Linked DNA regions of Homo sapiens: all the other regions are linked to region 2. A link is a contact called in ENCODE Hi-C or POLR2A ChIA-PET data. All regions are on one chromosome and are shown on one strand. The core of a region is the stretch at or near the end of the contact, and the rest is flanking DNA. Distances in the headings are between cores, read along the strand shown. Region 1 holds the start of BOD1 (biorientation of chromosomes in cell division 1). Region 2 holds the start of NPM1 (nucleophosmin 1). Region 3 holds the start of PANK3 (pantothenate kinase 3).

Region 1 (4,822 bases), core at 2,229-4,728, 2.2 Mb before region 2:
GACCAATAACTAGTCTACCCCAAGCAGCTTTGGTGTCTAAATGCAGCCCTGGGCTCAGTCTTAGGGCTCTGGAATGCTCTCGCTTCAGGACCAGGATCTTCGATTAGAAGGTCGGAAGGTTACCAAGGCAACTCCCAGATTATCTTCTAACCTTGGGCCTGCTCCAAGCCCCAGACTCTTAGTCCAGTTTAGTCATATATTATGGACAGATTCCTAGATTGTACTTGACCCCTCTGAATATTGACTATATTCTGACATTTGGTCCAGGGCATTATCAAAAGTCTTAAATGGCCTTATCCTATACCTAGAAGAGTAAATTTCCCATTCACTCATCCTTTATTGTTTTTCATTCATCCGTCATATATTTGTGGAGAGCCTGATGTCCCAGGCACTGTTCTTGGTGCTAGGGATGCAATGATGGTTGAAATGGACAATCCCTGCCTTTGTGGAATTTAGAGGCTAAGAGGAGAAATAGAAGTTAATTAAATCACCTCCTGACCCAAATGTAAATTCATGATGATAATATGTTATTAAACATTTGCTAAAGACCAGGAATTGTGCTAAAATGGATTGCCGAAATGGCACTTAAGCCTCTCCACTGTCCTGGGGAAACTAAGGTTCAGAGGGATGATCCAGCTTTGCCAGCTGGGATTCCAATCCAGTGTCACCTGATGCAAAAAGTCCATACATGTGACTACTTTCTTATATCTCCCTTGGCAAATGATAGATCTCATTTCTTTTCCAGTTTCAGTGAGGTCTAGATTTGGGCTTGGGGAAGTTCTACTTTTTCATGTGGCCTTCAACAAAAAATATTCCAGCACCTAAAATGCGTAATTCTTTGGGGTCGGGCAACTTATTACAGACAAGTTTTAATACTGAGAAGCAACAACAATTTGCTACGTGAAGGATACCTGAAAACCAGATTACTACCTAAGCCAAAGTTAAAACAATGTTCCGCACAGCCATTTCCGAATGTTTTGGATTATTAATACAGCAATGGCGCTCTCTGATGACTGCTGGTGTGTATTACATGTCTCTTGAAGGGAAGAATACATTTTGGATGTTGTGGAGGCCTCCTATTCCACGGTTTGGATAAATAATAAGCCTCCCTTCAGCTTGATCATCTTCACTCCTCATCCCCTTCCCCTTTTATCCCTCATCATTTACTTTGATTGCAGAGGGAAGGTCATGGATACAGAATGCAGCCTTTTGTCAATGTTCAGAGACCCAGCAACCAAGACACAGGTCCCCATGACAGATAGTGAAATTGTCACAGTGTGAACCAAGTGCAGACAATCTCCAGGATCACTTACCTATTTAAGTCATGACAGATTCATCCATCATCTCCTGCTAGAATGCTCCTTCTTTTCTGAAGATTATGGCTACACATAATCCTACCCACGCACTCTGTGATGCTATCCCACAGCTTTAGGAAACAGACAGGAATTTATACATTCTCTTTGAGCTAAGAACTATCGTGCTAAGAGCTGGAGACACAGTGATGAACAAGTCGTGGTCCCCATTCTAAATATTACACCCTATCAGGGGACTCAGGTGGCCAATTTGTCTGTAAATCATTCACTTCCAATTATAATAATTGCTACAAAAAATGAGGCTTTGAGTTTCTGTAGCATGGAGGAAATATCTCATTGGATCTAGGGGTCAGAAGAATTTTCCCTGAGGAAGGAGAGTAAGATGTGGGGTGCCAAAAATGGAGAAGGGACTAGTCAGAGTGATCAAGGGCTTGCAGAAGAAAGAACCTGGGGCTGAGGCAGCCTGAACTGGGCTTCTCCTGGGGTTAAAGGTGAGTGATCAGTGTAGAGTCAACCAGTAGGAACAGACATTAGGTAATCTCAAGGATGGTGAGCTATTAAGAGAGAATGTTTGTCATTAACTGACCCATTGTGAATGATTGAGCTGGTGTTAGAGGATGAGTATAATCCAACACCTGAATGTTTCTTTTGAGGGTTAATTTAAACTCTCTTGGACAGGTGTGGTGGCTCACACCTGTAATCCCAGCACTTTGGGAGGCTGAGGCGGGTAGATCACTTGAGGTCAGGAATTCAAGACCAGCCTGGCCAACATGGTGAAACCCCCATCTCTACTAAAAATACTAAAATTAGCCAGGTATGGTGGCATGCGCCTGTAATCCCAGCTACTCGGGAGGCTGAGGCAGGAGAATTGCTTGAACCCAGGAGGTGGAGGCTGCAGTGAGCCAAGATTGCACCACTGCACTCCAGCCTGGGCGATAGAGTGAGACTCTGTCTCAAAAAAAAAAAAGAAAAAAAAATTAAACTGTCTTGAGTACTAAATATTGGTGTGGAGAACATCCTGGATCTTTGCCAATTCTGCATCTTCGCAGGAGCCAAGGATATTGCAGAATTTGCTATTTACATCCCCTCTGCTGCTTGTGTAAGATGAGGAAACAACAATAGCAGACATAATTGCTGAGGTTGGGAGGGGGAGCTGAGCTAACAATAGGCAAAAGATGAAGGGAAGAGAGGATAATGGTGGCAGCTATAGGATTCCAATGGTGAATTGTGGCTACTTAAAAAAATCAGGATATAAAGCCTTACCTATTGTGGGATACCAACTAGCTCTCAGGATACCTCAGGCTAAAATGCAAGATTTAGATCCTCAAAACCTGGGTTCAAATCCTACTTTTCTACCTCTAGGTATGTGATTAGGTTAACAAACTTTCTTCTGCCTCCATTTCTACGTCTGTAAATAGCAATAATAGTAGTATGTATCTGCTTTTTTAAATTATCGTGAAGAAGTGCGTGGAAAGTGCATAGCATCACGCCTGACACTTTTCAATTATTCAATATTGGCTTATGATTGACAATATTTAATATTTGGGAGGAAATCCACACACATATAAGACAGACTTAAGGAAAACTTTTATTTTCTTCTTCACACTTTTCCGTTATTTTCCAATTTTCTAAAATGAGTATGCATTGCTATTAAAACCAAAAGGAGGGAAACTCACAAATTTCTGAACAATAGAAGTTTGACTGTTCCACTGTTTCCGGAATTTCCCGGAACATGTTGTTCAAGAAGGACGTGGGAGTGCATGCTGAAGCACAGATTGCTAGGTCTCGACCCGTAAATACTGGATAAAAATCTTTAAGAAATAATTCTGGTAATCTATACTTTTAATCAGCTCCACAGATGACTGTTATAATCGGGCACTGCTGGGACGTGTTGATTGAATGGGAAGTGAGCAGAGAGTGGGCGGGGAAGGCCTGGCGGGGAAGGCCTGGCGGGTTGCAGCGATCACGAGGCCTGCGCCTACAGTTCCCATATTACCCCGCGAAATCGCGACGAGCAAGCACGAACCCTGCCGGGAGTTGTAGTTTCTCTCGGCTAGGCCGCTGCCTATAAAGAACGCCGGAGATGGCCACAGAAAACTTCCCGCCCCACAATGCAAAGGTCAACGTTGACGCCATCTGGGGTGCGCCTGGAATCGAGCAGGCCGTTTCTGCCGCGTCCACCACAACCTCTGCTGTATCAGAGGGGGCCTTCGCCGCCGCCGCCCCCACCACCGCCCCTGCCGCCATCGCCACCTCCGCCGCTGCCGCCTTGGGGCCCTCCTCCTTCACCGCCCCCTTCACCACCTCTACACGTTCTAGGCCTTCTGTCCTGGAGAAGAAGCTATAGTCGTTCTCCCTTGTGGGCCCGGGGCGCAGCCATGGCGGACGGCGGCGGCGGCGGGGGAACTGGCGCGGTGGGCGGCGGCGGAACTAGCCAGGCCTCTGCCGGGGCAGCGACTGGCGCTACTGGGGCCAGCGGGGGCGGTGGCCCCATCAACCCGGCCTCGCTGCCTCCCGGCGACCCGCAGCTCATCGCTCTCATCGTGGAGCAGCTCAAGAGCCGGGGCCTTTTTGACAGCTTCCGCCGGGACTGCCTGGCCGACGTGGACACCAAGGTAGCTGCGGCCGCCTGGGCGTTGGGGAGCGGGGCTGCACGTGAGGCCGCCGGGTGGCAGCTTTGATTTTCGAAAGCCGAGAGCAAAACAAAAGATAGCTTAGAAATCTCAGCGGTGAGGTCTTACACCGCTTGGGGCAGTACGGAGAGCTTTCTGAGCGATGCACACGTGGGTTCCTGCCTGATACATTTACTACTAGTTGTGATTTTACCCAGTCCCTTCTCCGAACTTGGGGTTTCAATGTGGGTTTTAGAGCCTAGACCGTATCATTCCCAAGATGGAACTCCTCTGAGGCCCTTAATAACAAACTTCGAAACCAAGTAGATAAGCAAGCGTGCTTTAGAATTTCCACCTGTTCCGTACTCACCACTGAGAAGCTGGCATTAAACACAATGATTTGAACACACAGTCATCACCATTTTATAGCTGTTTATTCCTTTTCTCTAGCTCATTGTTTTGCAGACTAGTACGGCGTTGAATTAAGATAAATTGTAGAAACAGCACCCTTATTTTGCACTTCATCATTGATAAAAGGAGATTTGGTGCCTAGTTGAGATCCTAATGCCATTGGTCAGTCCCACCAGTAAAACGCTATTTCACTTTACCTACTCGTCAGGGTGGTTTGGATTCAATGAAATAATGGGTGTTAAGTATCAGACATACAGTAGTTGCTGGAATGTTCATTTTCTTCCTTTTCAAAACTTGTCTAGCCACGACTGTGGTTGTAGGTTAGGAGACCCTGTCACTGGACTCCTGCAGGGTAGTGATTTCTCCTACCAGAGCCTGTCATGGAAACATTTTGCTTACCTCACAGCAAGATTGTGAGCTTAGAATTAGACCTTAAGATAGGGAAAAACGTAGTCTGTTTATTCGTTGAACGTTTATTGGCCTCTA
Region 2 (4,301 bases), core at 1,113-3,612:
AAAGTCTCAAGCCACATGAATAGAAACTAAAAGGCTGAAATCAAGTAGGGTTAAGTAGTTTATTTTGAAAGTTTAAGTACCGTTCTTAAAGATAACTGGTGCTCATTTTCATCATTATCCACCTTAAAGTGATAATCTTTGTCGGCCTTTAGTTCACAACCTGTAAATGAAGAAAAAAGCAACTCTAACAAGGAGAAAAATAACACTGAAACTTAAGTGTGGGTAACCAAAAAGGTCAGGTCTAACTTTTGAACTAGTTTTTCACTATTTTAGCTACCAGAGGGCAAAGCAGAATGATCAATTCCTAGATTTCTTGAACAGAAACCTCTACAGACACCCATAAAAGACTATAATTCCATTCTCTCATCATACCATATTTCATCTCTAACTACGCTGATAGGTACTGTTATTCTGCATAAACAAGCTCAATGGTTTAGTAAATCTCAACCTGAAGCAATTATCTGAAACCAAATGTAATGTCCAATGTTAAGTTTCCCACTATTTAAAACAGCTGATTTACCTACCTAAATTCCCAAATGGCAATTTCGAAATGAGAACGGTTACAAACATGAATAGCTTACTATTACAAAAGAAAAATGACAAAAGTAAAAGAACCGAAGTTTGCTACAGGGATCAACACTCCACTCTTTAAAGCAACAGAAAGTGACATACGCCTCAAACTATATTCAGAAATTATGTTTAAGACAAGGAGGGTTCTTTCCGATAGTTATCAAAAAGTACTGATATAAATTTACCAGAATTCTCAGCTATCCAAAATAACTAGGAATTAAAGCCTTAATGTTTTGAATACATATGTCTACTCTCACTCCATGAATGGGCAAAATTCTTCAAAACACTGTCAGAATAAAAATTTTAAATGATTCCATTTAACTATCATCTAACCGTTACCAATACATATACATGCTTAAATGTGAACAGACGTTTAATTAACAAATCTCAGCACGGATAATGAACAAGATAAAATTCACGGTAGGATTTGCATTTACTTCAAAGTCTGAATAGTACAAAGATTAGGCTTCTGCAATTAATCCTACTGAGATCAAAAACCCAAGTGGGACTCTCCTTTTTGGGGCAGGACTACCGCAAGTCGAGGGGGGTGGTGCTCCCAAAATTCTGCGAATAGTCTTAGGTCTTGATCTGACTCAAACCGAACACTCTACGTGTTTCTTGTATTTAGAAAAGCAGTTTGGTCAATGCCGCACAAATGGCGGCATGCGAGGACGTCCCCCTAAAACGAAGCCTCATTAATATTCACGAAGCAGCAGCTACGGAGTCAAGCGTCTTGGTTTAGATTTAGTCTCTTATTGCCTTTACTAAGTACAACCTTCGTTAAGTGAGTTTATCTCTGGGCACCAGTATCCTCATCTGCAAAGTGGGGCTAGCTCCACCTACCGCAGTGAGACAGAAAAGGGGCTCAAAAAAATGAGAGCTGCCATCACAGTACATGCTGTAAGCACTGAACAAAGACCTCCAGAACCCTAGTGCTACCAGCCTCTTAACATTTCCCACTTCAACAGAGCCACAGCATCCCTGGCTCACGAGTGGCAACACGCCGGTGAGTCCCGGATGTAGCGCCCACACCCCCCTCCCTCCCCCAACCACGTGGCAACCACGTGCTCCCAGCGGTTGCGGCCTCCTCACGCCGCGCCGCGCCTCCCCACCCCCAGTAACTGGCCGAAGCACGCGAGGTAAGTCTACGTCCGGCAGCTCCAGGCTCTGAGGCCAGAATAACGCCAGGCTGTGCATCTACCCGCTCCAACAAGCAGGCCCATGCTTCCCGGTGAACCCAGCCTCCAGGACCACCAACCCGGGGCCTGGCATCAGAAGCCTATGAACCACCGCCGTTAGAAAATAAACCACGCCTGGAGCTCCGCCACGTATCCCCGGCAAAGGCCGAACTTCCAGGCGGCCGGTTCCACTTTACCTCAGGCCCCGGGCCTCGGACCGCTCACGCCCCAGACGCTTCAGGCCGCTCGTCTCCTCCCCCTTCACGCCACCGGCTCCCCCCGCGGCTCCAATCCCTCCAGGTCCAGGGCTCAGGCAGCTCTTCCCACCCGCTCAGGCCTCCCGTCGGTCTGGCGGTCTCCACCAGACCCGGTTGCAGCCGGATTCCCGCCCCTCACCCCCACCCTCACCGCCACCAGGCCCCGCTCGGCCTCGCTCCAGCTCCCCCCAGCAGTTACCGAAAAGATAGTTCTGGGGCCTCAGGGGGCTCATGTCCATGTCCATCGAATCTTCCATCGGGTGGCGGCACGCACTTAGGTAGGAGAGAAGGCGGACGGAGATAAAAGAACGCTGCTCCAGAGAACAACCGCGCAGGACGGAATCACACCAGGGAAAGGACGCAGGCTCCCCGCGCTTATATATAGACCCTGAAGATCTCGCGAGCGCTTCCCAAGTCCCGCCTCCGCGCGCGTGCTCCGAAGCCCTCCCACCCCCGTACCGTAGCCGTCCTGCGCAAGCGCTTTTCAACCCCACTCCTTTCTACCTCGCCCCCACCTCCTTCCAGGTACTCCGCGGGCTCCCACCGAGCACGCGCACTCGTACACTGGCCCCACCCCTCCGCTGCTGTCGCCTGTGCGCACGCGTGCTTTCCAGTCGTAACGCGCACTCCCCACCTCCAACCCTTCCACGTCCTCTCCCGCTCAAGCGCGCCGGCCTCCCGCCAAGAGTCTGCGCAGCCCACCCTGCAAAATGGCGTCGGCAGCCCTTAGCTGTGTAAGATATGGCGGGTTAGCCGGCTGCGAATGAGCCAGAGAGCACCTCGATTCACCTTTCCCCATCCCCTAGTGCCCTGCAAGCCTCCAAACAGGCGTAATCACTTCAGGAATTTTTTACTTGCCTGAAGGCTTCGGATCGCAGTTAATCGTTACCCCAAAGTTCAGGTGCCAGAGAGAGTGAATTGCGGCTTATTCTTTGTTAGGAAGGAAAGATGTAGTTACCGGCCAGACTTACGGAACTTTGTTTTTCAGCTCTGTCCTTCCTGAGAAAACATCTCCAAAGTCCTTATCTTTACGTAACTTGGGGGCCAAAAGGGGACTGAATCAGTCTCCAAATTAGCAAGGACATCGCCCTAAGAGAGCTCGGAGGGTGGGCCGACTCTGACTTCTTGCCGCTCTTAATCTTTAACATTCCTCCTGAAAGAAAGCGGGTGACTTGTAAGAACTACAGAAGCCTTAATTCGAATATTTGGGAGCGAGCATGGGAATTAACGTTTTAAGCTACACCTTGACAAACTCCGAGGCACCCCAGCACCCCGCGGGCATTGGGGCGTTCTGAAGACCCGTAATCTTTTTTTTTTAAGCCTCAACATATCAAACAAATTTAAGAAGTGAGGAATACAAATGATAGCCTCAGAAAGGAAGACACCCCCACCCCAAGGCATTATTTCTTACAGGAAAATTATAGAGACGATTTCAGTGTCTATCAAGAGAGGAATGAACAGTTAAATTATAACATGTCCATATTATGGGTTAGTTGTGGACACATACTAACGCATAATATGGACATGTTATAATTTAACTGTTCCTTTCTGAGAGCTCCTGTGTCACATAAAGCTTTGAGTCACTTAAATTTGTTATGCCTTTTTTTGTGTGTGTGTGGAGACAGAGTCTCGCTGTGTTGTCCAGGCTGGAGTGCAGTGGCGTGATCTCCGCTGGATGCAACCTCCGCCTCCCGGGCTCCCGAGTAGCGAGGACTACAGGTGCATGCCACCACGCCCGACTAATTTTTGTATTTTAGGAGGGATGGGGTTTCGCTGTGTTCTCCAGGCTGGGCTCAAACTCCTGACCTCGGGTGATCCGCCTGTCTCTGCCTTCCAAAGTGCTGGGATTTCAGGCGTGAGCCACCGCACCCAGCCAGCATTTTTTTTTTTTTTAAACGGGGTCTCGCTCTCTTGCCCAGGCTGCAGTGCAGTGGCAAGATCTCTGACTCACGAGTTCTGCCTCTTGAGTTCCAGCAATTCTCGTGCCTCAGCCTCCCAAGTAGCTGGGATTACAGGTGCCTGCCACCGCGTCCAGCTAATTGTTGTATATTTAGTAGAAACAGGGTTTCGCCATGTTGGCCTCCCAAAGTGCTGGGATTACAGGCGTGAGTCACCACACCCGGCCACTGTTTTATTTTTTATTTTAATTTTTTTTTTTTTTGAAACCGAAGTCCCGCTCTGTCATACAGGCTGGAGTGCAGTGTTATGATCTTGGCTCACTGTGACCTTTGCCTCCTGGGTTCAAGTGATTGTCCTGCCTCAGCCTCCCAAGTAGCTGGGATTACAGGCGCCCCCC
Region 3 (4,776 bases), core at 1,831-4,330, 2.8 Mb after region 2:
TCAAGCAATCCACCTGTCTTTGACTCTTATGGTGCTAGGATTACAGGTATGAGCCACTGCACCTGGCCTCCGCCTCTTTTAATAAAGGTAAAAGATAAGGAACCACATGGCACCAATCAGACCAGATTTTGATTCTAGATTTTACGTTTGATTTACTATTACTCTTTTAATAAAGCCTCTTTTAATAAATCCATTAACTCCTTAAACCATCAATCCATGAATGAATTAATACACTCATGAGGGGAGAGTCCTCACGATCCATTCACCTCTTAAAAGCCCCACCTCTCAATACTGAATTCAGACCATGTTCGAATACAAACATTCAGACCGCCATGTTACCTTATTCGCATTTTTCACTTAATCCCCATCTCAAACCCGTGAAATGTAGGCATTATTATTTCCAACAAGAATCAGAGAGACGGCCAGGTACAGTGGCTCATGCCTGTAATCCCAAAACTTTGGGAGGCTGAGGCAGAGGATTGCTTGAAGCCAGCCAGCAGGTCAAGACCAACCTGGGCAGCAAAGTGAGACCCCATCTCTACAGAAAATAAAAAACTTAGCTGGACATGGTAACACATGCCTACAGTCCCAGCTACTCAGGAGGCTGAGACTACAGTGTAGCCACCGCCCCACCCACAGATTGCTCTTTGAGGTTACGGTGAGCTTTGCTCATGCCACTGCACTCCAACCTGGGAAACACAGTGGGACCGCATCTTAAAAAAAATTTTTTTTTTAAAGAATTAGAGAGATGAAGTAATTTGCCCATGTTTGTTAACAAGTGATAGAACCAATATTTGAATTTGTGTGAATTCTTCTTTAACTTTTAACATTTTTATTTTATTTTGGAGATGGGTCTCACTATGTCACCTAGCCTGGAGTACAGTTGTTACCAGAAAGGGATCCCGATCCAGATCCCAAGAGAAGGGTCTTGGATCTCTTCCAAGAAAGAATCTGGGGAGAATCCAGAATGTAAAATGAAAGCAAGTTTATTAAGAAAGTAAAGGAATAAAAGAATGGCTACTCCATAGGCAGAGCAGCAGCATGGGCTGCTCAGCTGCTTATACTTATTATTACTTCTTGATGATATGCTAAACAAGGGGTGGATTATTCACGAGTTTTCCAGGAAAGGGGCGGACAATTCCCAGAACTGAGGGTTCCTCCCCTTTACAGACCATATAGGATAACTTCCTGATGTTGCCATGGCTTTTGTAAACTGTCATGGCACTGGTGGGAGTGTCTTTTAGCATGCTAATGCATTATAATCAGCATATAATGAGCAGTGAAGACGACCAGAGGTTCCTTTCATTGCTATCTTGATTTTGGTGGGATTTGGCCAGCTTCTTTACTGCATGCTGTTTTATCAGCAAGGTCTTTGTGACCTGTATCTTGTGCCAACCTCCTATCTCACCCTGCAACTAAGAATGCCTTAAACTCCTGGGAATGCAGCCCAGTAGATCTCCGCCTTATTTCATCCAATCCCTATTCAAGATGGAGTCGCTCTGGTAAATGCCTCTGACACAGTTGCTATTCACAAACTCTATCACATACAGCCTCAAATTCCTGGGCCTCCCACCTTAGTCTCCCAAATAGCCGGGACTGCAGACACACACCACTGCGCCCAGCAAGTTTTTTTAGTTTTTAATCATTGTATTTCAAAAAGTAGTTGGGAGGATTAAATTTAAATTTTAAAAGTAAGGCACTTTGCAAAGTGTCAGCCCTTGGTATGTACTCAATAAATGGTAGCTTGTGTCCTCTCCTGTCCTTCTTCACATCCCTTGGCTTATCATCTGCAAGAAGGGGCAGTAAGGCTCTTTGGTAAGCGGGTTTCTTTGACTGGAATGCCCAATCCTCTACTGCCAACCCTCTATCCATCTATTGTAAAAACTACAGAATTCCTGGCCATCTAACTGGGCAACAAAAGTGAAGGCCAAGAGAAGATACCCAATGCCATCTTCTCCCATTCCAGCTGGAGGACTAAGACTCTAGGAGGCAAGGGGAAAGGGTGTCCTGGCTTTACTGTGAGAACTGGAGCAACTAAATTTTCTTCTCTGGGAGTCAGTTTTCCCTTTAGAAGGAGAGAGCTGGGCTGGAGGGCCCCAGGGGAATATGGATCGGTGGCAAAAAGAATGCTCAGCAAGCAATTTAACTCCTCAGACCGTGCCCCATCTTCAAAATGAGTGACAATAAAATGAATAATTGCACGTGGTCCACAAGGCCCCTGAATTTAAGTAAATCACACAAAGTGCTTAGCAGAGTCCCATGAACATAACGCGTTCCATAGATGTTACCTCTATTCCTGCTATTGTCATCATTCCGACCCTAACATTCAAGGTGTCTCTATTAAGCAAAAGGATTCCTTTGTGAATAATTTTAATCCGCCAATGTACTCAAGGGTCTATCTTAAGCACAGCTCTAGAGCCCTGATTGTAGCGCTTTCCATGGCCTGACGACCAGCTTTCCTGTCTCAAGGGGAAATCTGAGAATGGCCGAACAGCCATGACAGTCCTCTCGAAGAGTTCATTCCCCCTTCTCTCCGCGACCTGCTGAGGTCTGAGCCCGACTTCCCCAGCACGCCCATCTCAGTCACCATTGGTCGCCTCCTCGCTGGCGTGACTAAGACCCAGCCCTCTTCTCGCTGGGACCACTCTGAGGCGATCTGCGGAAGCTGAGGGGCCTCGGAGGAGGGGCCGCGATGCATCTCGGGCTTTGTAGTCCACCTGCACAACTACAGCCAGAGAGCGGGGCCTCACGAACCGGAGAACTACAATCCCCAGCAGCCGGGCGGAAGCGGAGCGAGGGGGGGCTCGCGTCACGTGGGCGTTCGGCCTGGGCGGGCTATTTCTCAGTGCGGCGGCGGCGGCGGTGGCGGCGGCTCCGGGGACCGGGGCCTTTTGTTTGGAGCGGCTGCGGGGGGGCCCCGGAGCGGCGAGGCCGGCGGCCTTCCCCAGCTTGCTCGGTCCCGGCCACCCCTCGCGGGGGTGGGGGGCCGCCCCCTGGGCCGGGCATCTCCTCAGGCGCCGCCGCCCCGCCCTAGGCCGGCCCCGCCCGGCCTGAGGGGAGGAACCGGCCGGGCCTCGCCGCGCGGCCCAGCCACCTCCGGAGTCGCCGCCTCTGCTCTCAGTGCCCCGGATCGGAGGCCGTCCATCGCCCCTCGGGCCGACGCCATGAAGATCAAAGATGCCAAGAAACCCTGTAAGACGGGGGCTGGGGCCCGCCAGGTTGGGAGGGCACCCTTGGGCCCCGTCTGAAAGCCCCTTGGCTGGGCGGTCGGCTTCCAAGCCCGTCGCTCCTCGCCGGCGCTTCGTCCGGTATGGGGGCGGAGGGACCATTTGAGCCACGAGTTCGAGGCTTCCGTCCTCCCCATCCCCCTATTCATGCATGGTGAATGCCTGCCGCCCCCTAGCCTTTCCTCCCACTTTCTCTTCGAGATCTGGGAGGTGCCAGAGGGAATTTCTGATTCTGATTTTTGTCAAACCAGACTAGTCTCCTCTCCCAGCTCCCCCTGAATTCAGGTTGAAAAGAGGCGGTCGCGGCTGTCAGGTTGCGCTGGCGGCTTTTAGCACCTGTTTTTAGGGATTTCCGGGCTTCCTGCTTGTGTCCTTGAAATGCCGGTGGGTTCCTGGGAGTTGTCACTGTTGTTACAGTTGGAGCTTTCAAACGTACGTGCATGCAGTCTGCCAGTGTGTAATTGCTTTGGCTTGTTTTTGTTTAGAATATCAACTAGTTCATGTTTGTTTTAGAAAACGCAGATAAACAAGAAAGATAAAGTCACCCGTATTCCCCGCACCCGGAGCGAACCGCTATTAATATTATGGTGAATACCCGTAGATATTTTTCTATGCATGTACTTAAATTCTGACTATGCTTTTAGAAAGGTCGACTTTCATTTGCTTCCTTTTATGTTTAGTCTTTTAAAAACCTTTTATTCCAGTAATTGACTTATTTAATCACCCAGCCATTGTGATTGTCACTCTTTTTAAGTATAGCCTCCCAGAAGGACTAGGAACGTGGGGATTCATGCTCATCTTAGAGTCGTATTGATACTTTTGCTGTTTTTACAGTGTTTCATGTGATCTCTTTAACTGTTAAGAAATCCACAACTATAAAACAGGGCGCTGACACCTTCCCTGCCCGCCTATCGGGGTTCCTGTAAAACTCACCTGAGAGGCAACAAGCCAAAACCCTGTGAAAACTACAAATTCCTATATAACTGTAAGGTAATTTGGTCTTAACTTCACAGGTGAGGAAATTGAACTTAGCCCCAGAGTAACTTTTCCAAGCATGTACCAACCATGTGCTATGTGGTTCATAACTCTAAGGGGACTGACTCATAATACAGTGTTCTTTCTCTTGCACCCATAGAGCATTGTCTAAGTACTTTATCTGGTAGTTTCATCTGTTAATTAAAATTTTTAAAAAATTATTTATAACTGAATAGATCCTGTCATAGTTGTTCAAGAAATCTATAAAATAGTGATGTGAAGGCTTAAATGAAAAGTAATATAGAGAGACTTTAAATTTTCATTTGCTGAATTAAACTAATGCATCTTGAACAGGTGCAGTAATTAGAACACTTGGACATTTTCCCTCACGCATACGTTTTCTCTGCTTCTCTTAGAATTTCCATTTGGTGAACAGTGTATGACCAACTCAAATTCTGACTCTTGTGGTGGTGATTATTTTCTTTTGTCATGATAGTGATTTGATTACTTAGATTTGAACAAACTAATAATCAGGTATGAGTACTACCTCCTTCAAAGGTGTTTTAGGAGAGAT

What was found. A loop is a pair of places that touch in the nucleus more often than their neighbours do. ChIA-PET counts read pairs that join two places held with the same protein, here RNA polymerase II (POLR2A). Pooled maps may share reads with other maps.
Region 1: a map of CD8-positive, alpha-beta T cell shows a loop between it and region 2 (11-fold over the local background). The contact joins the promoter of BOD1 here to the promoter of NPM1 in region 2. A Hi-C loop is called at or near these places in 6 of 168 maps with a recorded cell type or tissue (CD4-positive, alpha-beta T cell, CD4-positive, alpha-beta memory T cell, CD8-positive, alpha-beta T cell and 1 more) and 15 of 50 pooled maps.
Region 3: a map of CD8-positive, alpha-beta T cell shows a loop between it and region 2 (32-fold over the local background). The contact joins the promoter of PANK3 here to the promoter of NPM1 in region 2. A Hi-C loop is called at or near these places in 7 of 168 maps with a recorded cell type or tissue (B cell, CD4-positive, alpha-beta T cell, CD4-positive, alpha-beta memory T cell and 3 more), 12 of 37 single-sample maps with no recorded cell type and 24 of 50 pooled maps. POLR2A ChIA-PET finds 5 or more read pairs at or near these places in 1 of 52 experiments (activated CD4-positive, alpha-beta T cell).

The regions. Positions count from the first base shown.
Region 1 is chr5:173,615,306-173,620,127 of GRCh38, reverse strand. It overlaps BOD1 (biorientation of chromosomes in cell division 1), which reads left to right and starts at 3,478. Exons shown (of 4, transcript NM_138369.3): 1 at 3,478-3,928. The coding sequence starts at 3,692. RefSeq lists enhancers at 3,202-3,281, 3,302-3,561 and silencers at 3,542-3,611, 3,622-3,671.
Region 2 is chr5:171,385,910-171,390,210 of GRCh38, reverse strand. It overlaps NPM1 (nucleophosmin 1), which reads right to left and starts at 2,362. Exons shown (of 11, transcript NM_002520.7): 1 at 2,205-2,362; 2 at 81-160. The coding sequence starts at 2,262. MIR3912 (microRNA 3912) reads left to right here and starts at 3,451; the gene lies at 3,451-3,555. RefSeq lists silencers at 1,642-1,701, 2,022-2,081.
Region 3 is chr5:168,577,672-168,582,447 of GRCh38, reverse strand. It overlaps PANK3 (pantothenate kinase 3), which reads left to right and starts at 3,080. Exons shown (of 7, transcript NM_024594.4): 1 at 3,080-3,192. The coding sequence starts at 3,165. RefSeq lists a silencer at 2,803-3,132 and enhancers at 2,649-3,192, 3,283-3,352.